Regions from separate parts of the Homo sapiens genome. Here region 2 is linked to region 1. The links are chromatin loops, found by intact Hi-C in ENCODE. Cell type or tissue: CD4-positive, alpha-beta T cell. All regions are shown on one strand. Each heading gives the region's core, and the rest is flanking DNA. Links, peaks and the distances in the headings are about the cores only. Region 1 overlaps DENND2A (DENN domain containing 2A). Region 2 overlaps AGK-DT (AGK divergent transcript).

Region 1 (12,166 bases), core at 2,106-10,105:
TATCATTTGCTAGAGAGGCCTAACTTCTATCAGATTTTGCAAGAAGTAATTATAGTAATTACAGAAAATTTCTCTGGGCATTCTGATGGATTACTTCCAAGTGTTGCCACATTGCTGAAAAGTTCAGTAGCATTAATGCTGTTTTTTATCATTACTTTCACTTCCTCAAGGCCCACAGGGTAGGCCCTTCCCAAGACCCTCCTGCTCTGAGGCCCTGATCCCAAAGCCAGCCTTAGATCACACAGGCCATCTGCCCTGGCCAGAATCCCCTGGTTACCAGAATCCACTAGCTACCCTACAGGATGGAGCAGTGGAAATCATCTATTGAGTATCCTCTCAGTGCCAAGCCCTTTCACAGGGTAATTGTAGTCCATTGTAGCTTCACAACAAGGTACAGATTGATTGGTAGTCCATTTTACAAGTGGGGAAAACGAGGCTCCCGTTGCTTGTAAAAAGTAGGCTCGGCCAGGTGCAGTGGCTCACGCCTGTAATCCCAGCACTTTGGGAGACCAAGGTGGGCGGATCACCTGAGGTCAGGAGTTCGAGACCAGCCTGGCTAACATGGTGAAACTAAACTACTAAAAATACAAAACATTAGCCAGGAGCGGTGGCACGCGCCTGTAGTTCCAGCTACTTGGGAGGCTGAGGCAGAATTGCTTGAATCCGGGAGGCAGAGGTTGCAGTGAGCCAAGATCATGGCATTGCACTCCAGACTATGCGACAAGAGTGAAACTCTGTCTCAAAAAAAAAAGTAGGCTCAAGATTGAAACCTCAGACCTCTGGCTTTCAGTTGTATTCCTTCCATGAAACTGGAGACTGAGCCAGGCCTGCCCTGCAGTGGCTCCAGTGTGTCCTATGGCCAAGACGCAGCCACCGTGCCCATAAGCCCACCTGCTACCTCTGCTTTCCAGATGGACGATGAGGACTCCATCCTGCCCCGGAAGCTTCAGGTGGCCCTGGAACACATTCTGGAACAGAGGAACGAGCTGGCTTGTGAGCAGGACGAAGGGCCCCTAGACGGCAGGCACGGTAAGTGTTCAGCCACCTCCCAGTGGGTCTCTCCCTTCCACTCTGAGGGTCAGGGAACAAATGGGCAGTGGCCAAGGGCCAAGTAGGAATATGGGCAAGGGAGACATAAGGAGAGAAACCAGGGCCTCATTCTGTTTATCTGGATTTCATTCCCACAGTGAATTGTGGGAAAGATTTTCCCACCTCCCCCATTTTGGCCTTAAAGTACCTGTTTAAAAGGGGGGCGTGGAAATTATCTGGGCATGGTGGCACATGCCTGTGGTCCCAGCTACCCGGGAGGCTGAGGCAGGAGGATCCCTTGAGCCCTGGAGGTTGAGGCTGCAGTGAGCCACACCACTGCACTCCAGCCTGGGCAACAGAGTGAGATCCCATCTCAAAAAATCAAAAATTAAAAACTGTGGCCAGGCACAGCAGCTCACACCTGTAATCCCAGCACTTTGGGAGGCCGAGGCAGGTGGATCACCTGAAGTCAAGAGTTCGAAACCAGCCTGGCCAATATGGTGAAAACACGTCTCTACTGAAAATACAAAAATTAGCTGGCCATAGTGGCAAGCGCCTGTAATCCCAGCTACTCGGGAGTCTGAGGCAGGAGAATCGCTTGATCTAGGAGGCAGAGGTTGCAGTGGACCGAGATCACACCACTGCACTCCAGCCTGGGAGACAGAGCAAGACTCTATCTCAAAAAAAATAAAAGGCTGGGCACAGAGGCTCATCCCTGTAATCCCAGCACTTTGGGAGGCCGAGGTGGGCAGATCACTTGAGTTCAGAAGTTCGAGACCAGCTTGGCCAACATGGTGAAACCCCATCTCTACTAAAAATACAAAAATTAGCTGGGCGTGGTGGCGCATGCCCATAATCCCAGCTACTCGGGAGGCTGAGGCAGAGGGATTGCTTTAATCCAGGAGGCAGAGGTTGCAGTGAGTCAGGATTATGCCACTGCACTCCAGCCTGGGCAATGGAGTGAGACTCCATCTCAAAAAATAAAAACAAAATAAAAATAAAAACTTTTTTAACAATTTAAAATTTAAAAAATTAAGCATGGAAAGAAATGTCTTAATAACCTGGGTAACCCTCCTCCTGGATAATCGCAGTTTCCATCAAGGGAACTAGCAGTTACTGTTCTTTGATTACCAATTGGCTTGTCTCAAGGGCTCTGGCCCAGCCTGTCTGCCCTCACCGTTCCTGGCCTTTCCTCCCCTTACTCAGGTCCAGAGTCCAGCCCCTTGAACGAGGTGGTGTCTGAAGCCTTTGTCCGCTTCTTCGTGGAGATTGTGGGACACTACTCTTTGTTCCTGACGTCGGGCGAGCGTGAGGAGAGAACCCTGCAGCGGGAGGCCTTCCGCAAAGCTGTCTCCTCCAAGAGCCTCCGCCACTTCCTGGAGGTCTTCATGGAGACTCAGATGTTTCGGGGCTTCATCCAGGAGCGGGAGCTGCGCCGGCAGGATGCCAAAGGTGAGGGGCATCTTCTCTGTTGGGGCCGAGTCAGCTAGAGCTCCCTATATTCCAGGCGGCTGATGAGTAGGGAGAAAGATCACAGGGCAGGGGCACAGACAGGACTGTGTCCATCTCCCCCAGAGAGCTTGCAGTTATGCCCTGACTGAGCTGGTAGGAAGGCCCCCTCTCCTGGCTTCTCTGTTCCCTCTGCCAGCCTCTCCCAGAACCACATTCCAGTGTCTGTGGCAGGGTCTCCTTCTATCCCATTCTTTCCAAATTGATGAAATTCTCAGGCTGGGCACAGTGGGTGACTCACGCCTATAATCCCAGCACTTTGGGAGGCCAAGGCATGCAGATCACTTGAGGTCAGGAGTTCAAGACCAGCCTGGACAACATGGTGCAACCCCTTTTCTACAAAAATGTTTTAAAAAATTAGATCGGTGTGATGGTGTGTGCCTGTGGTCCCAGCTCCTCAGGAGACTGAGGTGGGAGGATCACTTGAGCCTGGGAGGTGGAAGTTGCAATAAGCCGAGATCATGTCACTGCACTCCAGCCTGGTTGAGAGAGTGAGACTCCGTCACAAAAAAAAAAGAAAGAAAAAGAAAACTGATTGGAGAGTATGAGTTACATTTAAATCTCTCTTTACAGATCACTTGGTAAGAGAGGTGTGAGACACACAAGCTTAAAAGCTACTGGAAGCCGGGCATGGTGGCTCACGCCTGTAATCCCAGCACTTTCGGAGGCCAAGGCAGGCGGATCACCTGAGGTCAGGAGTTGGAAATCAACCTGGCCAACGTGGTGAAACCCTGTCTCTACTAAAAATAAAGAAAATTAGCCAGGCGTGGTGGTGTGCGCCTGTAATCCCAGCTACTCAGGAGACTGAGGCAGGAGAATCGCTTGAACCCAGGAGGCAGAGGTTGCAGTGAGCCGAGATTGCACCATTGCACTCCAGCCTGGGCAACAAGAATGAAACTCTGTCTCAGAAAAAAAGAAAAAAAAAAACTACCTGGAAAAAGCCGGGCGCTGTGGCGCGCGCCTGTAATCCCAGCACTTTGAGAGGCCGAGGCGGGCAGATCACCTGAGGTCAGGAGTTCGAGACCAACCTGGCCAACTTGGTGAAACCCTGTCTCTACTAAAAATACAAAAATTAGCTGGGCATGGTGGCAGGCGCCTGTAATCCCAGCTACTCAGGAGGCTGAGGCAGGAGAAGCGCTTGAACCCAGGAGGCAGAGCTTGCAGTGAGCCACAGTGGCACCATTACACTCCAGCCTGGGTGACACAGCGAAACTCTATCTCAAAAAAAAAAAACCCTGGAAAGAACCCTCTGTCCATGAAAGATCAGTCAGCAATGAAGACAGAGTGCCTGAAGCTCAGACCCCAGGGGTCTGAGAAGCGGCTTAAGAGATGGCCTATCCAGCCATCCTCCCTCCACACCTCCACAGAGGGACTCCTGGAAAACTAAGCCACTTGGCCAGGGCCCTCGTACAGGAGAATGCAGGGAAATGGGAGAGCACAGACACCCCTCCCAAGCCAGGACAGTCCGGTTCAACTTTTTTTTTTTTTTTTGCGACGGAGTTTCACTCTTGTTGCCCAAGCTGGAGTGCAAAGGCGTGACCTTGGCTCACTGCAACCTCCGCCTCCCGGGTTCAAGCGATTTTCCTGCCTCAGCCTCCCGAGTAGCTGGGATTATAGGCGTGCACCACCACACCTGGCTAATTTTTTTGTATTTTCAGTAGAAAGAGGGTTTCACCATGTTAGCCAGGCTGGCCTCGAACTCCTGATCTCAGGTGATCTGCCCACCTCAGCCTCCCAAAGTGCTGGGATTACAGGCGTGAACCACCATGACTGGCCACTCCGGTTCATCTTTAAAACTGCCCGCCTGGCACAGTGTAGACGCTCGGAAGGCGTTTGTTGAATAAAAATAGGATTTCATCTATGAGGTGGCTTTATAGCTTTCCAAAGGGAGTTACTGCACAGGTGGGGCAATTATAAGAGCAATAAAATCCTTATAAAACCTCCTGATTCAGAGCATGTTTATAGGAGCAGCTTAGTCTCAGAAACAAGGTTTCTCTTTTCTCTGGTAGGGAGGAAATGGACACATTTAGAAGTGCAAAGACCAAGAACTCAAATGGCTGGGATTTCTCTTGTTAACAGGTCTGTTTGAGGTCCGAGCCCAAGAGTATCTGGAAACACTCCCCAGTGGAGAGCACAGCGGTGTCAATAAGTTCCTGAAGGGACTAGGTAAGGCCCCGGGCTCTGGGTGCCCAGCCTGTGTGCCTCTGAGCTGTCTGTCTCGGAGTCCCAGCCGGTTCCCTCCACTGGAGCCAGCGCCCTGAATAATGCAGAGCTCTACGGCCTGCGCTGGGCAGATGCTACTGGCATTTTAACCTCCTGTTCTAATCTGTCCCCAAAGAGAAAACAAAGGAAACGCTGCCCCCAGCACCTCCTTTTCTGGGTCCCCGGGCTTTCTTGCTGTCTTCTTTCTCTATGATCTCCTGCACTGTTAAATCTCAGAGGAACTGAGCTGAGGGAGCATGGCGGGAACCAGACAAGGACGTCTGGCAAGAAAGACTCGCACTGGTGTCCAAATTCCTCTGGAAAGTAGAAACGTGACACTTACAAGGACTGTAGTTTAATCAGTGAAAAGGCCCTTAAAGGGAAAGGGAGAATGAAGACAGCCAAAAAAGAGGACGGAGGCCCCAGTAGGGAGGTGTCTGCAGCAGTGAGGCCCTCCCAGAGGGCCTGTGAAGGGCGCCATATCTGTGCCTCCTGCAGGACGGAGGGCTACCTGGAAGCAGAGTGTTTTAAATACACACAGCATTGCTGGGCACTTTCTCCTCCCCTGGCTCCTGAGGGATGTGTTAATTCGGTGCTTCCTTTATTACCACAGAAGCAGCCAGCCCTCCTAGACAGCTCTGATGGTCTTCCTTTCAAACCCCCTCAAGTCTGAGGAAGACCCCACGGGGATCTCTGGAAAGAACAAAGCCCCTTTGGCTTCTCCAGAGCAAGGGATGAGGCTCCCTGGGGTGGCGTGGGGGCCCCGTTACCCGCACCACTTCTGGGTGGAAAGGGCAAGATTTATCTCACCCTCCTTTGTCTGCCTTGTGAAATGTTCTCATTTTCCTTTTTTTTAGGCAATAAAATGAAATTTCTCCACAAGAAATAACTCTCAGCCTCAAGGGAAAACTTCCTCCTAGTGCAGCCCTATGCTTTAAAAACAGTTCCTGGTGGCCTTTCTGAAAGGCTGGGTCCCAGGTTGTCACGGTGCGGAACTGGAGGCCGCGGTGGCTTCTGGCCGAGGCTGGGCTCTTCCCTGGATGAGGACCTGGGAGCCGCCTGGGAGGACAGCCCCAGAAAGGGAGCCCGAGACCAGGCGTGTCGCCGACATGCAAATGGGTTGTTTTGGTGGTTGGGTTTTTTTTTTTATCTTAGATATTAAAAGTAAGAAAAATGTGTGGGTTTTCTGTTTATTATGCCAAGGCCAAGAGGAGCCTGTCCTGCCCTACACGTTCCCCTCGTTCGTCCCATCCGGCCGCTCAGCAATGGAGCTAAGAGGAGTGGTGATGGGCAACAGAAATGAGGTGCTCCTCGGAGCGGGACTGACGACACATGAGGACTGTGAGGGGAGGAGGCGGAGCCGGTGCCTCGGGTTCAGGGAGTGAGGCCTCCTAGTGAAAGGCTGGGCCCTTGCCCTAGAGTGGAGGCTAGGGAGGAACGGGAGCTGTAGACGGATGTGGCTTCCCAGACACGCTGCTCTTCCAGAAGGGACAGTGATGCCACCTGGTGGCCGAGGCCATGGACGTCTCTCTTCCCAAATGGACCTGACTCTTCTTGACTGCCTTGTTCTCTTAGAAGAAGCCATGGAACTGTCCACTGCCTGAGTAGTCCCTGGCTTTTAGAGGCACACACACAAAAAGAGGTCAGTAAACTGTTCTAGGGGTCTTCAAGTTTACGACACTGCTCACGGCCCACCTTCCAACACATAGCCACAACTTTGACCCCGTTCCCATCTCATTCCAGGGGCCCAGAGCAGCATTAATGCAATAGTGGATGTGCACTGCCTGTACACGGTGGGGGGCGGGGGGACCTTTTGCGGCTGATGGTAACAAGATGGAGGGTGAGAACGCTGGGGCGGCGTCATGAGCCGTGTGCAGCCAGAGAGGCAGCTTGCGTTTTCTGGACCAGAAGCAGGGAGGGTGTGGAGAAGGCCAAAAACCTCAGGGCGACCTAAGAGCTGTCCTGCAGCGGGGACAGTGGGGACAGCAGGGACAGCGGGGAGGCAGGAAAAGCCCCGAACACAGCTGAGGCAGGTTCTCAGAGCAAGCCTCAGGGCCACTACCAGGTGACCCCTGCCCTCAGCTCTCACCAGCGACCCTCACAGAAACACAAAAGGGAGGGGCGCCGACCTCAACAATGGCCCAGAGGGGCCATACTGCCTGGCAGGGGTTCTCAACCTTTAGGGAGCGGGAGCAAGGGGCCTTCCGAGGATAAATAGAAATGAGGAAAATGAGGGGAGGTGACCTCTCATCCTTCCTCTTAGCTGGAGTTATGGACCCCCTCGCCCCTCCAAGTTCTACCCAGGCTTTGGTGTGTCCATTACTTTTTCAGAGGTGAAGATCCACAGTTTACATCAAATTCTCAAAGATGCTCCCAGAATGGTAGAAACCAGGCTGTGCATAAAAATTAACCTGCCTGGCCGGGCGCAATGGCTCATGCCTATAATCCCAGCACTTTGAGAGGCCAAGGCAGGCAGGTGGATCACCTGAGGTCAGGAGTTCAAGATCAGCCTGGCCAACATGGCAAAACCCCATCTGTACTAAAAATACAAGAAAAACTTAGCCGGGCATCGTGGTGCGTGCCTGTAATCCCAACTACCTGGAAGGCTGAGGCAGAAGAATCGCTTGAACTGGGGAGGAGAAGGTTGCAGTGAGCCGAGATCATGCCACTGCACTCCAGCCTGGACAACAGAGCAAGACTCCTTCTCAAAAAAACTCTGGCTGGGTGTGTGTGGGTGGGGACTAGGGGGATGCCTGAATGAGAATCCCTGAATCCTTGAGTGTGGGGGTTCAGGAATATGTATCTAACAAGCTCCTTGGATTAGTCAAGTTTGTGTGTGGGCTCAGGAATATATGTATCTAGCAAGCTCCTCAGACTAGTCAACTTTCTTAATAGTCTGCATATTTGTATATTGCCCAGAAAGGGACACTTTTTGGAATATACTTTCTTTTTTTAACTTATTTCGCATTATATTGTTTACTTAATAACTCCAAGCAAATAAATGTACATCTTTATCAACATTCCCAATGACTGCATAATATTCCATTCTGTGGGGATACTAAAAGCTATTAGTTCATCAGCCTTTGGCTCTTTATACATGCAGGACGTTTCCAGTTTTTAACATCATAACATCGAAAACAGCATCTTTGTACAAGTATCTTAGCACACTTGCCCCATCTTAATTTTCATTTTTGCTTAAAGTAAAATATACATACTTTTTTTTAAATTTATTTACTTTTTTTTTTTTTGAGATGGAGTCTCGCTCTGTCCCCCAGGCTGGAGTGCAGCGGCACGATCTTGGCTCACTGCAACCTCCACCTCCCGAGTTCAAGCGATTCTCCCCCTTCAGCCTCCTGAGTAGCTGGGATTACAGGCGGGCGCCACCACACCTGGCTAATTTTTGTATTTTTAGCAGAGACGGTGTTTCACCATGTTGACCAGGCTGGTCTCAAACTCCTGACCTCAGGTGATCCGCCCGCCTTGGCTCCCAAAGTGCTGGGATTACAGGTGTGAGCCACCACGCCCTGCCAAAATATACATACTTTAAAAATACACATACAGATATTAGTGTACAGCCTAACAAACGTTCACAAATGACCATGTGAAAGTTGCCAGAATCAAAATGGAGCCACACAGACACACAAAATACTTGTGTGAGGACATCTGCCCAGCAACTGCCTGTCCAGCCTCAGACTGGCGCCAGCCTTGTTATGGATCCTTGTAGCCAAGGATAATGATCTCAAAACAATGTGATCCTCCCTACTTTTCCTTTAAAAACCCTGTCTTCCTTTACCTCCTTGAATATGCAGCACATAGTTTTTACTATGTCCTGTGTATTACCATTGCAATGGCTATTCTCAAATAAACATGGTTTTCTTTTAGGAAAAAAAAAGAAGGTGGGCACAGAGGTCCATGCTTATAATCCTAACACTTTGGGAGGCTGAGGTGGGAGGATCACTTAAGACCAGGAGTTCAAGACCAGCCTGGGCAACATAGTGGGTCCGCCCATCTCTACAGAAAATTTTAAAATTAGCCTGGCGTGGTGGCGCACTCCTGTAGTCCCAGCTACTCAGGAGGCTGAGGCAGGAGAATTGCTTGAACCCGGGAAGCAGAGGTTGCAGTGAACCGAGATTGCACCACTGCACTCCAACCTGAGTGACAGAGCAACCTGAGTGACTTTCAAAACAAAACAAAACATCACGCCTGTAATCCCAGCATTCTGGGAGGCTGAGGTGGGTGGATCACTTAAGGTCAGGAGCTCGAGACCAGCATGGCCAACATGGCAAACCCCCATCTCTACTAAAAATACAAAAATTAGCCAGGTGTGGTGGCGGGCACCTGTAATCTCAGCCACTCAGGAGGCTGACGTGGGAGGATCACTTGAACTCAGGAGGCAGAGGTTGCAATGAGCTGAGATCACGCCAGTGCACTCCAGCCCGGGCAACAGAGTGAGACACTGTCTCAAAAAAAAAAAAAAAAAAAGGAATATCAATGAAACGAGTGACAGCATCCAGGGCCACAGGGGTCACACCCTCAGGCATATCAAAGCTGGTAAATAGAATTTTTTTTTTTTTTTTTTGGTAGAGATGGGATCTCACTATGTTGCCAGGGCTGTTCTTTTTTTTTTTTTTTTTTTTGAGACAGAGTCTCAGTCTGTCGCCCAGGCTAGAGTGCAGTGGCGCTATCTCGGCTCACTGCAACCTCTGCCTCCCGGGTTCAAGCGATTCTCCTGCCTCAGCCTCCCGAGTAGCCAGGATTACAGGCGCCTGCCACCATGCCCAGCTAATTTTATTTTTAGTAGAGACAGGGTTTCACCATCTTGGCCAGGCTGGTCTTGAGCTCCTGACCTCGTGATCCACCCACCTCAGCCTTCAAAGTGCTGGGATTACAGGCGTAAGCCACCAACCACCAGGGCTGTTCTTGAACTCCTAGGTTCAAAAAATCCTCCTGCCTCAGCCTCCCAAAGTGTTGAGATTAAAGGCATGAGCCACCACGCCTGACCTGGTCTTTTTTCTTTTAAGTCCCATTGCTCTGGATACCTTGCATAGGCTTGAAAAGCAAATCCAAAGCGGTACACGGCAGGCCCCAAAGACCCTGAGGAGCCAAGCAAGCTGTGGGAGTGGGCTTTGGGAAGGACAAGATGAGTGGAAGCCGGAGACCTGTGCAAAGGTTCATAAGAAAAGCAAAAGTTACACATGCGGCCAACAAGCATATGAGAAAAAGTTCAGTATCACTGAACATTACAGAAACACACATCAAAACCACAATGAGATACCATCTCGCACCTCTCAGAATAGCTATTATTAAAAAGTCGGCCAATCATGATGGCTCATGCCTGTAATCCCAGAACTTTCGGAGGCCATGCATGGCAGGTGGAATACTTGAGGCCAGGAGCTCAACACCAGCCTGGGCAGAGGAGCGAGACCTCATCTCAATTGAAAAAAAAAAAAAAAAAGTCAAAAAATAACAGATGCTGGAGAGATTGCGGAGAAAAACGCTTAAACCAAGCTTATCCAACCCACAGCCCATGGGCCACATGCAACCCAGGACGGCTTTGAATGTGGCCCAACACAAATTCCTAAACTTTCTTCAAACATTTTGAGGGCTGGGTGTGGTGGCTCACACCTGTAATCCCAGCACTTTGGGAGGCCAAGGAAGGTGGATCACTTGAGGTCAGAAGTTAGAGACCAGCCTGGCCTGGCCAACATGATGAAACCCATGTCTACTAAAACTGAAAAAATAAATACAAAAATTAGCCAGGGGTGGTGACGCACACCTGCATTCCCAGCTACTCGGGAGGCTGAGGCACAAGAATCACTTGAACCCAGGAGGCTGAGATTGTGGTGGGTTGAGATTGTGCCATTACACTCCAGCCTGGCGACAGAGTGAGGATTCATCTCAAAAAAAAAAAAAAAAAAAAAAAAAAGCTTAGTACCTGGGAGATGAAATGATCTGTACAACAAATCCCAGTGACATGCATTTACTTTTTTTTTTTTGAGACAGAGTCTCGCTTCGTCGCCCAGGCTGGAGTGCAGTGGCATGATCTCGGCTCACTGTAAGCTCTGCCTCCTGGGTTCACACCATTCTCCTGCCTCCACACCATTCTCCTGCCTCAACCTCCCAAGTAGCTGGGACTACAGGTGCCCGCCACCACACCTGGCTAATTTTTTTGTATTTTTAGTAGAGACAGGGTTTTACCATGTTAGCCAGGATGGTCTCGATCTCCTGACCTCGTGATCTGCCCGCCTCCACCTCCCAAAATGCTGGGATTACAGGCGTGAGCCACTGCGCCCAGCTACATATTTTTTTTTTTTGAGATGGAGTCTCACTCTGTTGCCCAGGCTGGAGTGCAGTGGAGCAATCTTGGCTCACTGCAACCTCTGCCTCCTGGGTTCAAGCAATTCTCCTGCCTCAGCCTCCTGAGTAGCTGGGACCACAGGTGCCTGCCACCACGCCCGGCTAATTTCTGTATTTTTAATAGAGACGGGGTTTCACCATGTTGGCCAGGCTGGTCTCGAACTCCTGACCTCAGGTGATCCGCCCACCTCAGCCTCCCAAAGTGCTGGGATTACAGGCATGAGCCACCACGCCCGGCCACGAGTTTACTTATATAACAAACCTGCACATGTACCCTTGAACCTAAAATCAAAATTAAAAAAAAAAAAAAAAGCAAAGCAAAAGGCAAGTGAGCAGGGCCATGTACCTGCTGGCACCTGTGAAGGCCAATTAACTTCAGTCCACGGCTTGTACAGTGACCACACCCGGCCCTCACCCAGCACCTAGCTGGAGTTCAGCAGCCCAACCTCTGACTTCTTTCTGGCATGAACAGATGCTGGCAGCAGGCCAGGGAGCAAACTGTCTGACGTTTGATCAGCCCTGGGCTCCTTACCGGTCCCTCTTGCTCTCCTCGTCCTCTGCCCATCACCCCTTCCTGCCCCAGTATAATCCTAAAAGACCACACACTTAAGATCTGAAACCGGAACCTCACAACAGGTTGTCCCTCCCGCTATAGAGCTGATTCCAGTGCCCCTCACCCTGCCACCATCCCCCACCCCTGCCCTGGGGAAATGTGGACTGGGTTGTTTTTCTGTCAGAGAACTCCAGATTCACACGGACCTGCCCTTCTCTCTCACCAGCCCCATGGACAGGAGTGAAAGAGCTATTCAACAGGGCTGTGGGTGATTGAGGAGGACTACCCACAGGTTGAGGCTGCAGTGAGCCCTGATTGTGCCATTGCACTCCAGCCTGGGCAACAGGCTTTGTCTCAAAAACAAAACAACAAAAAAAGTTAAAAAAAAATTTTTTTTAAAGAGATGGGGCTATGAGAGCCAAGGGTAAAGCCACAGATGCCCCATATCTGGAGATGGAGGCCGTTCACCGAGGACGAAGGCCAAATGAGGGCCTGCCACATCAAGCAGAGGTGTCA
Region 2 (12,166 bases), core at 1,562-9,561, 1.0 Mb before region 1:
TATCTTTTAGAGTTTTACATAAATGGAATTGTACAATATAGAACCTTTTGTTTCTGGCTTTTCTCTCAACACGGTTTTTTTTTTTTTTAAGATTTATCCATTGTGTGCTTCAGTAGTTTGCTCTTATTGATGACTAGTAGCCCATTGCATGGGTTTACTGCAATTTTTTTCATTCATTCACCTGTTGACAGACATTTAGGTTGTTTCAGGCTTTTTGCCATTATAAACAAAGGTGCATTCAACATTTGTATACAAGTCTTTTTGTGATATATGTTTATGTTTTTATTTCTTTTGGGTAAATACATAGGAAAGTGATGGCTGGGTTTTATGTAAGTGTGTTTAATTTCTTAAGACACTGTCAAACTAGTTTCCAAACTGGTTGCACTCCTTTACATTCCTGGAAGCAGGATATGAGACTTCCAATGGCTCCACATCCTCACCAGCACTTGGTATGTTAGTTTTAAAACTGAAGACATCCTAATATATCTAATCATCTGTGGAAGATATTGACAAAGCATCTGTTGAAATGTTTTGCCCATTTAAAAAATTCTTCTTATTGAATTGTTAAAGTTCTTTATATATTTTAGATACAAATCCCTTTCAGATATATTTTGCAAATATTTTCTTCCAGTCTATGTTGTGCTTTATTTTTATAACAGTGCTTTTTGAAAAGCAAAAGCTTTACATTTGGTGAAGTACAATTTATTGATTTTTTTTCTTTTATAGTTCATATTTGTAGGGCCCATTTAAGAGTTTTTTGCTTAATGCAATATCATTCCGATTTCTCCGATTTTTTTTTTCTTGCAGAAGTTTTATAATTTTTATTTTTATTTTTTGGTTAGGTCTATTACCTATTTTAAGTTAATATTTGTGAACTGTGTGAGGTAGGGGTTGAGGTTCTTTTTCCCATATGCCTCTCTTCAGTTGTTCCAATGTTATTTCTTTTCTTTTCTTTTCTTTTCTTTCTTTTCTTCCTTTTTTTTTTTTTTTTTCTTTTTGAAATGGAGTTTCTCTCTTGTCGCCCAGGCTAGAGTGCAATGGTGCGATCTCGGCTCACTGCTATCTCTGCCTCCAGTATTCAAGCGATTCTCCTGCCTCAGCCTCCTGAGTAACTGGGATTACAGGCACATGCCACCATGCCCAGCTAATTTTGTATTTTTAGTAGAGATGGGGTTTCACTATGTTGGCCAGGCTGGTCTCAAACTCCCGACCTCAGGTGGTCCACCCGCCTTGTCCTCCCAAAGTGCTGGGATTACAGGCATGAGCCATGGTGCCTGGCCCAACATTATTTCTTAAAATGCCATCCTTTCTTCCACTGACTTACCTTGGCAAATCATTGAACCATGTATGTATGGAGTTTTTCTGGATTCTTTACTCTGTTTTATTGATCTGTATGTCCATCTTTATGCCAATACCATGCTATCGTGATTAATAAGGCTCTTTAGTAAGTCTTGAAATTGGCTAGTTTAAGTCCTCAATTTTGTTCTCTTTTCTCAAAATATTTTGGCTATTCTAAGTCCTTCGAATTTCTATACAGAGTTTAGAATCATCTTGTCAATTTATTTTTTGTCTACAAAAAATAAAACTGTGCTTGTGATCCAGATTATGTTGAATTTATAGACCAATTTAAGATTTAATCATTTTATAAAATTGAGTCTTCCGATTTATAAATATGGTATTTATCTCCATTTATTTGGGTATTATTTCATTTTTCTTAGTAATGTTTCTTAAGTTTAAGTGTACATGTCTTGCACCATATTTTGTTAAATATATTTCAGTGTTTTCCACTGTTTAGTACTGTTATACATGGTATTGTTTAAATTTCCATTTCCAATTGTTGATTACTAGAATATAGATATACATTTTTTTTTTTTTGAGATGGAGTTTCACTAATGGCGCAATCTCGGCTCACTGCAACCTCCACCTCCTGGGTTCAAGCGATTCTCCTGCCTCAGCCTCCCGAGTAGCTGGGATTACCGGCGCCTACCACTATGCCCAGCTAATTTTTTGTAAATTTAGTAGAGACAGGGTTTCACCATGTTGGCCAGGCTGGTCTCGAACTCCTGACTTCAGGTGATCCACCCACTTTGGCCTCCCAGAGTGCTGGGATTATAGGCATGAGCCACTTTGACCGGCCTAGATTACTTTTTTTTTTTTTTTTGAGACAGTTTCACTCTTGTTGCCCAGGCTGCAGTGCAATTGCACGATCTCGGCTCACAGCAACCTCCACCTCCTGGGTTCAAGTGATTCTCCTGCCTTAGCCTCCCGAGTAGCTGGGATTACAGGCATGCACCACCACGCCCGGCTAATTTTGTATTTTTAGTAGAGACAGGATTTCTCCATGTTGGTCAGGCTTGTCTCGAACTCCCGACCTCAGGTGATCTGCCCACCTCAGCCTCCCAAAGTGCTGGGATTATAGGCATGAGCTATGGCTCCCAGCCTAGATATACTTTTTTTTTTTTTTTTACATTCATGTAAAAAATGGATACTGTAACTTTACTAAATACACTTCCTTGGTATAGTACATTTTGTAGTTGTTAGGATTTTCCATGTATGCAATCATGTCATATGCAAATAAGGGCAGTTTTACTTTTTGCTTTTCAATCTCAATATTTTTTATCTCTTTATTTCTTTATATTATCAATTAGTATTTAAGGGGACTATTGCATAGAATTGGTGAGAGTAGATATTCTTGTCTAGTTCCTGATTTGGGGAGAAAAGCATTCTGAATCTCACCGTTAAGAGTTATCTTAGCTATATATTTTTCATAGGTGCTCTTCATCAGGTTAAGGAAGTTTCTTGCATTTCTAGTTTTCTGGGAGTTTTTATCATGAATCGTTGCTGTATTTTTTTGGCATCTATCTGTCTGCTCCTATGCTAGATTTAGGACTGGGATGAGAGTCCCAGTATAAATAGCACTGAATCCACTGGCAGAGGCTATGTGACACAGGAAAATGGAACAGACAAGCTTGGGGTTACAGACTCAGACAGTCATTGACGCTCTTTCTCCCAAACCTCCCTGAAGCTATTTGAAATTTTCCAGTTAAAGGAGGCTTAATTATTCCCATCACAAATACTCCTGAAGCACAAAGGACTCATAATATAATGAATATCAATTTGGTTAGATTGTTTTCCTAACATCAAACTGACAAGCACTGAGGAACTCGGAAGAGGTGTGAGAGGTAACGTTGAAACCCAGTAAGCCCTGGGAGGGGCAGGTTAAGATGAGCCAGCAGAGCGGGAAGCAATCCAAGAAGAGGAGAGAGATGTCAAAGAAAGGAAGAGAGAGGAGGCCATAGATACGTTTTACATTCTCATTGAGAGCCCTGGTGATAACCATTATGCCACTGAAATCCTGTTCTCCTACATTAATTCTTTCTTAAACAAGCAAGGTTACAAACAAGTATTTTAAAACAAAATTATGCTGTGAGCTGTTTTTGGCAAGTGTGCCCAAGGACTATTTTGGAAGACTGAATCCTCATTCAGTTCACAGCTATCTCTCTAGTCCAGATCGCTCCAATCAGGCTCTCCAGCATATTATCTTCCAGACCAGCACTAATCACTGTGTGCTTTATAGAGCACTATTTCAGAGGAGAGTTAATAGATATACGTACACACTCAAAAAAAAAAACCCCGAGAAAGAACAATAATTCCATGAGTGTTGCTAAACATGTATGTTTATATTAGAATTCAATAGGACTGTGGATATACAAATGAGCATAGTGAATTTTCAAAAGGATATTATAGTACACAGCATTGTATGTGGTATTTAAGTTGGAAATAAAACTCAGACTTCTGGACTTCGAGTCTAGTGGATTCAAGAGGTCTGGTAGAAATACTACTTGACTTCAAGACAGAAAGTCCACTTTCAATTTCCAGCTCTTCTGTTTAGTGTCTATCTAGGGGTGGTTATTTACAATTTCTGTCTTTCTTTCTTCATCTATATAAAGATAATTATTTGACTTACCTCATAGTGTTAATCATAAAGATTAAATTAGTATATGTAAAATCACCTAGTCAATATCTGATGCTGAATAAATGTAAGTTCTCCATTTAATTCCAAACCACATTCTCTTAAAGAAAAGGCAGATTTTAAAATTTCATTGTGAATTGTATAACTAATATAATCACCATGAATTATCAACAAATTAACTGCAATCTAATTAATATTTACAGTATTACATATAGAAACTGACCTAATTTAAGGTCAGTTAACAAGTAAAAGGAATATGAGTTAACATTATACATAAGATATTTAATGTATATATAACACATGAATTGCCATTCACATTATGAACATTCTAGGGAATTCTAGTTCCTGCATGAGACAGACAGAATGACCCAAGCCTTTAGGGGAACACTGTAGTTTGTGAGTTTAGAATAGAAATGAAGCTTATTGATCCATTGGTAGGAGAATATCAGTGCAATTGTAGCAAAACAAAGCAAATATTGAAAGAAAAGGGGTACTTTGAAGCAGCATAGCAAAAGAAAAGGCACACTCCACACAATTCAAGTTCTTGCCTCATATATTGGACATTTGACCTTGGACATTTCGTAGGGTTTTACTTGCTTTAAATATGAAATGGAAATAACACTTCCCCTGCCTGGCGGCAGGGGCTGGATCAGATTCTCTTTTTCCCTTCTTGGTGCTGCATTTCCTTTGCACGGCTTTAACTTTTGATCTTGGCCTCATTGTCCAAAACTACTCAATGTCCAAAACTGCAAAACGGTATGGGCAACTACAAAATCCTACTACTAACTGTGTATGTAATTGCTGAGATTAAGTTTTGTGACTTAGAATTCTCTGATGTGAATCCTAAAGCTCTCAATTTGCTCATTATGCCCACATAGTCTCTTATCTTAGACCTTAAGAGGAAAGTTTTAATCCTTGCAGCTTTAAACCAAGGCATTTGAATCTTAGTCGGTTGCTTTGGTAGTGCAGCCAGCCTGAAGAGCACACCACTAGGTGGCGCTGAAGATCCGGCTGTAGAAGGAGAATTGTCCATAAACAGAAAAGCGTTTTTCCCTCTGGGTTCCTCTATTAGCCAGCGCCAGCCTAGTGTTTGCTTTATTGTCAGGGATCTTGGAGATGTCTTGGCTTGAGTCTGACGCAAATAGTCCCCCTGCAGTGCTCAGCAGTTTGTAAAGGGGGTCTGGGGCCTGGCAATAGTCTCTCAAAGGCCTTATGAAAAGATCATTAATGACCCTCACTTTCTGCCTCCTCCCTCCACCTTCCCTCAGTCCCCAAGTCTGGCGGCCTATCCTGTGCTTCTTCAACCATTCATTCAAGCATCTACTGCATGCTTTTTTTTTTTTTTTTTTTTTTTTTTTTTTTTTTTTTTTTTTTTTTTTTGAGACGGAGTTTCGCTGTCGTCACCCAGGCTGGAGTGCAATGGTGCGATCTCGGCTCACTGCAACCTTCGCCTCCCAGGTTCACTGCTTCAGCCTCCTGGATAGCTGGGATTACAGGCACGCGCCATCACGCCCAGCTAATTTTGGATTTTTAGTAGAGACAGGGTTTCACCATGTTGGCCAGGCTGGTCTCGAACTCTTGACCTCAGGTGATCTGCCTGCCTCGGCCTCCCAAAGTGCTAGGATTACAGGCGTGAGCCACCACACCCAGCCTATTGCATGCTCTTATGGATCAGGCATACAGCTAGTAGTGCTGTGGTTTGAGAGACACATAACTTTAGCATTTCTTTCTCGATCTGCCATTAGTACCGAACCCAGGTACGGTGCATTAGGGTGACTGCTCAGGCTCTGCACTTAGGGGATCAGGCTGCTGGCAGCTAAGCTGTATTTCAAGGATGGGATAGAGTGGATATATTGTGTTTCTTATATTTACAACCAGCCCAGAATCCCTCCCTCCTCCAAAACACAACATCTGCATGAGGGCCTATAGCCTCCGTCCATCCTCCCATATCCATCTTCCATTCTTCACCTTTTTTTTTCTCTTTCGCATAGCTCTTGATACTATTTTAATTGAACTCTAAGGCAATGTAGTCTTTGGTCATTTTTTTTTAAGTAAAAAGTCTGTTGGGAATACACTTATAAATTGGAATATTACTCAGCAATGAAAAGAAATGAGCTATCAACCTATCAATTAAAAGACATGGAGGTGACTGGGTGCTGTGGCTCATGCCTGTAATCCCAGCACTTTGGGAGGCTGAGACACGCAGATCACTTGAGGTCAGGAGTTCAAGACCAGCCTGGCCAACATGGTGAAATCCCCATTTCTACTAAAAATACAAAAATTAGCCAGGTGTGGTGGTGTGCACCTGTAATCCCAGCTACTTGGGAGGCTGAGGCAGAAGAAATGCTTGAACCCAGGAAGCGGAGGTTGCAGCCTGGGTGACAGAGTGAGACTCCATCTCAAAAAAAAAAAAAAAAAGAAAAAAAGACAAGACAAGACATGGAGGAAACTTAAATGCATATTGCCAAGTAAAGGAAGCCAATCTGAAAAGGCTACATACTGTATGATTCCAACTATATGATGTTCTGGGAAAGACAAGGCTATGGAGACAGTAAAATGATCAGAGGTTGCCAGAGGTTCAGGGGGAGAGAGGAGGAGATAAATAGGCAGAACACAGGGGATTTGTGGGGCAGTGAAACTATTCTGTGTAATACCATAGTGGTGGATACGTGTCATACATTTGCCAAAACCCACAGAATGTACAACACAAAGAATAAACCCTAATGTAGACTATGGTTGTTAATTAATAATGATATAGCAATATTGGCTCTTCAATTGTAACAAATTGTTGCAAGGAGTTAATAATAGGGGAAACGGGATGAAGTAGAGAATATATGGGGACTCTACTTTCTGCTTAATTTTTCTGTAAACTAGAAAAGTCGATTAATTTTTACAAATGCCTGAGAGGGGCTGGGCGCAGTGGCTCACACCTGTAATCCCAGCACTTTGGGAGGCCGAGGCGGGTGGATCACCTGAGGTCAGGAGTTCGAGGCCAGCCTGACCAACATGGTGAAACCCATCTCTACTAAAAATACAAAAAATTACCTGGGTGTGGTGGTAGGCACCTGTAATTCCAGCTACTTGGGAGGCTGAGGCAGGAGAATTGTTTGAACCTGGAGGCGGAGGGTTCAGTGAGCCGAGATGGTGCCACTGCACTCCAGCCTGGGTGACAGTGTGAGACTCCGTCTCAAAAAAAAAAAAAAAAAAAAAATGAAAAGCCTGAGAAGAAAAGCCTCATATTTACATGGTGCTTTACAGTTTTCAGATTACTCCATTTGATTCTCACAAGAACATCGTAAATGGAAAAGACTAGAATTGCCCTGAGTTCACAGATTGGTCATCGAGGTCAAAGAAATCAAGTGACTTCTGGAGGCCACACAGCTAATAAACAGCAAGGCAATGACTTGAACCCAGGTCTTCTGGTTCCAGGTCCAGAGCTCTTTTCTCTATATTCTAAACACTTGCAAGCAGGGGAAATGTTATCAGTCCCCTACACTCTCCAGTGACTATTCTGTGTCTTTCCTAGGGTTTTAGGTGAGCTCAATTTGATAGAGGTATACAACATAAAGTATAACTCAAGACTTCACACTAAGGCTGACATGATTTAATGCAAGGATCTCATGCAGAAAACAGCATCTTCAATGTACTTTCTTCTCCCAACACTACCACCCATTCTTTCCTCCAGTGTCTTTTGGGATTTTAGCTTCCTCTACACTTTTAGGATAATCCATTATAGCAGGAATGAAAGCAGAGAGACCAGCTAGAAGAGGCTAGGGACAATTTTATATAACCCTGTACTGAGAATGTGGGATTGTTCCCTTAAGAAAACCACAGTGGCTTGTGATGGGATCTGGGCCTTCTAGAAGGCATCATCCCAGGGTAAATCATTGTTAGCTCTGAGACTGCATAGAACAAGTTTTCAACAGTGACACCTCGTGATACTGAGAATCAATAGCAATAGAAGACTGGAGACCCTAATTTTCTCTTTTGGGGGGGTTATGGAGACCATCCTGACTCCTCTGGAGGCTGTATAAACCTCCAGAATTCCTCAACATGGTGGACGAGGGGAATGAAAGTTCCCAACACAGGCACCTGCTTTCAGCAAATTAGTCATTTGGCCCCTTGTGCAATTGAATAGAAAAATAAAAGAGATTGTGGTCATGTTTGCACTTTGAGGTTGGCGAGCAGTTCACAAAAACTACAGCAAGGAATGTGTAATCCGGAAAGACACATTTTGGAAAGGACTGAAGTAGATTGGGAATGTCCATATAATGACCAGGGCAAAGCGGATGCAATGGAAGTGTCGTCTGACTGTGATTCTTATGTGGTGGCTGTCTCTATTGCGGTATGTTCTGGCCAGCCTCAGGAAGGTGGATGAAACTTAAGTAAGTAGAGATGTGGCCTGAAAGGGGAAGACCAATCTAGAAAGTGAAGAGATTACTGGTGAAATGTCTCTGGAAAGTGGAACTTTTCCTATGAGAAATAGACTGTGGTTTAGAAAGTCATAGCAAAGGTAACTTTTTTTTTTTTTTTTTGAGATGGAGTCTTGTTCTGTTGCCCAGGCTGGAGTTCAATGGCATGATCTTGGCTCACTGCAACCTCTGCCTCCCAGGTTCACGTGATTCTCCTGCCTCAGGATCCCGAGTAGCTAGGATTACAGGCACCTGCCACAACGGGCCTGCCTAATTTTTGTATTTTTAGTAGAGACAGGGTTTCACCATGTTGGCCAGGCTGGTCTCAAACTCCTGACCTCAAGTGATCCACCTGCCTCAGTCTCCCAAAGTGCTAGGATTACAGGCGTGAGCCACCATGCCCAGCCTATCAAAGGTAACTTATTTTCACATTTGTTACCCACAGTTTTGAGGAACAGTAGGGAACAGGAAAGATACAGCCTCGTTTGCATGGAGTCTGTGACATTCTGAGGGGGAAGTTAGATGTTCTAATGGGGAGCACAGCCCAGATGAAAATGACAGCCCAGATGAGCTGCTATTTCTTTCACCTTGCCCAGCCCACCAGACTTCTACCATTGCTATTGCTGAGAGAGAGCCGTGCACCCTTGTTACACATTGAGTTGTGTTCCCCAAAAAGACCCATTGAAGTCCTAACCCCCACTGCCTTGTTTATTTGGAAATAGGGTCTCTGCAGCTACAATTATTTAAGATGAGGTCATATAAGGAGTAAGGTGAGCTCTTAATCTGATCCGACTGGTGTCTTTTTAAGAGGCAGGGAGAAAGACACATGGGCAGGAGAATACCACATGGAGACACAGACACACGAGGGGAGGATGCCTGCTGACCATGGAGGCAGAAGTGGGACTGACGCATCGATCAGCTGAGGGATGCCAAGCACTGCCAGCAAACACCAGAGGCTTGATGGGGGCGAGTATTCTCCTGTGCAGGTATCAGAGGGAGCCTGGCCTTGCAGATACCTTGATTCCTGACTTCTGGCCTCTAAAATGGTGAGAGAATGAACTTCTGTTGTTTTAAGCCCCCCAGGTTTGGTACTTTGTTATGATGGCCCTGGGAAACTAGCACAGCTCTCATCTCTTGCCCTAAGTGAACTTATCCATCTCCATAATTTAAAAACCATCTGTTTGCTGATGATTCCCAAGTAATACAGTAAAGCTACATTAGATGAAAAGTGATTCAACTCTAGTCACTTGACAAAAAAAAAAGCCAACCCTACTTTTTCCATATTTCCATTTCTACAAACCAGACTTTGACTTCGCTTAAACCGGAAAAGATACTGTTGGAGAGGAGGGGAGATGGGAGAAGTTGTGGCCACACATCAGGGAGAAAAACAAGTTAACTCCTATCTTTTGAGTTTCCAAAGACTCAGGTCCACAGCTCTAAGGGTTTTTGAAGGATGATTTTTAATTGTTTATTCTTTGGCCTTACATGCTGACTTTACAAATTAACACTGAAGTCAGATGAGATTCTACTACATCTCTAGCCGACACCTCATCTTTCACTCCAGCTTGTATGACTGGCTGCTGAACACATCTAGTTGGGTGTCTCACACACATCTCAAACCAGCATGTTCAAAACTAAGTTCTAGATTTGCCTCCCTAACCAGTTTATCCCCTATTTCCATCACCACCATGCTAGTCCAAGGGATTACACTTCCCTTCTGGAAGTTTTTGGAAATAGCCCCGTTGCAATTCCCGCCTTCACATTTGCCTCCAACAGTCTATTCTCCACTTAAGGAGTTGCATCATAGCTACCCTGCTTAAAATCTTTAAAAAAAACCTTCCCAATGCCCTTACAGTAGTCTCTTAAATCCTAAGCCACAAGCCCCTATGCAATCTAGCCCCTGCCTACTCTCCAGCTTTGCCATGGGTTACTCTCCCTGTCACTTACTGCATTCCAATCATCCTGGCTTCTTTCCTTCTTTTCAAACATGCCAAACTCTTTCCCACCTAATTCCCTGTCCCAGCAGAGGGAACAGCACATGTGAAGGCATTTCCATGGCTGGCTCCTTCTCTGCCTTGGATCTTAACTTGAAACTCATCCCCTTGGAGAGATCTTTCCTAACTCCTTAGTCTACAGTAGGGGCTCCTGCACTTGTCTCTCATGGCACTCTGTTCTTTCCTTTAAGTACTTACTATAATTTGCAATATATATTTATGTGTTAGTATCAGCTGCTCCCCCTTCCATGCCCTATGCCCCATCCTGCCCAGACTATAAGGTCTTTGGGGACATGTCTGTCTTGTTCATCAGTATATATTTGGTGTTGGGCACATATTAAGTGCTAGAGAAAGTTGAAGGAATGAATGAATTATACAGTTAAAATTTCACAATTGTGGTAAGTCCTGGAAAGGACAAATAAGGGTTGTTTGCTCTGAGAACAAACTTTAACACAACTTGACCAAGGCTGGGATTATTGGAGGGCTGGTCTGGGGAAGTGATGCTTAAGTTGAGACCCAATGGGCTGGTATCACACAGAAAGCCTTCACAACTCAGGGGAGCAGTGTGTGCAAAGGCCCTGAGGTGGAAAGGAGCACAGTATGTTCTAGGATCTGAAAGGGAGAACTCAAAGCAAGAAGGAGAAAGATTCTAGAAGACGCTGGTGAGGCAGGCTGGAGGCTGACCCGGAAAGACCTTCAGGAGATGTGGAAGAGTTTGGAGTAATGAGAAGCCATTTTAAGTACAGGAATGATTCCATCGAATTTGTGTAAGATCAGTCTGGCCGCTGGGTGGAGGCTTTCTAAGATGGGGTTGAAGAGGGATGGGGAGGAGTAAGGAAGGCTGTAGAATGACCAGGAGTCCACAGGAGGCAATGTGAGAAATTGTGGCTTGAACTAGGCTGAGGGAAGCAGAGGTGAACAGACAATTTCCAAAGATACTTAGAAAGATATGCAAAGAAGACTAGGTCCTTGCCCTCAAGACTTACTTTTTCTGAGCATGGAAAGACACACAGAAAGAGGAATTGTAGGCTGGGCATGGTGGCTCACACCTGTAATCCCAGCACTTTGGGAGGCCGAGGCAAGCAGATCACGAGGTCAGGAGTTTGAGACCAGTTTGGCCAATATGGTGAAACCCCGTCTCTACTAAAAATACAAAAAAAAATTAGCCAGGTGTGGTGGTGCATACCTGTAGTCCCAGCTACTTGGGAGGGTGAGGCAGGAGAATCGCTTGAATCTGGGAGGTGGAGGTTGCAGTGAGCCAAGATTGCCTCACTGCACTCCAGCCCGGGTGATAGAGCAAGACTCCACCTCAAGAAAAAAAAAAAAAAAAAAGAGGAACGGTAAAGGGAAGAAACACAGAGGAAAAGAGGAAGAGGAAAGGATTAGGACCTGGTATAATAAATCCTGAAAGTATTAAAAAGGGAATTCTGGGAGGAGATAGTCTAATTGTGTCCTACCAAATGCTGGTGCTCGGATTCTCTTACAAAACCCCCCATGTAACACAGGAGCCCAACACATATTGGTTTACCACTGGAAATAATCATATTTTGCATTAATAGTTTTGGCCTTCAGCCCATCTTCATGCAGTTTCAGATCTGATTTTTTTTTTTTTTTTTTTTTTTTTTTTTTTGCAACTCAACAGATTGCATTGTTGGTTGCCTTTTAATTGTTGAATTGCTGTTCTTTATCTGCAGTCTCTGACTAGTAACCTTATTATAGCAATTACCCAAGACTTAAAACTAAACAGTGAACAATAAAAATCTACAGTAATGAAAATGCTTAAATTA

Evidence for each region. Peaks named below come from ENCODE experiments on the same cell type or tissue, not always from the same donor. Only the 100,000 strongest peaks of a DNase experiment are listed, where the experiment ranks them.
Region 2: it touches region 1 in a loop (13-fold over the local background); 10 of 110 quality-filtered maps call a loop at or near these places.

What each region holds. Positions count from the first base shown.
Region 1 is chr7:140,512,170-140,524,335 of GRCh38, reverse strand. It overlaps DENND2A (DENN domain containing 2A), which reads left to right. Exons shown (of 20, transcript NM_015689.5): 17 at 912-1,029; 18 at 2,236-2,481; 19 at 4,618-4,704; 20 at 5,598-5,916. The coding sequence ends at 5,629. Among named protein-coding and RNA genes, the nearest start is that of MKRN1, 39 kb to the right of the region's middle. In CD4-positive, alpha-beta T cell, for the core only: CTCF peaks have their summits at 6,026 and 6,227 (motif pointing left); a DNase peak (open chromatin) is centred at 6,225.
Region 2 is chr7:141,526,309-141,538,474 of GRCh38, reverse strand. The region is part of intron 1 of AGK-DT (AGK divergent transcript); the gene reads left to right. Among named protein-coding and RNA genes, the nearest start is that of AGK-DT, 19 kb to the left of the region's middle. In CD4-positive, alpha-beta T cell, for the core only: CTCF peaks have their summits at 4,744 and 4,948 (motif pointing right); a DNase peak (open chromatin) is centred at 4,964.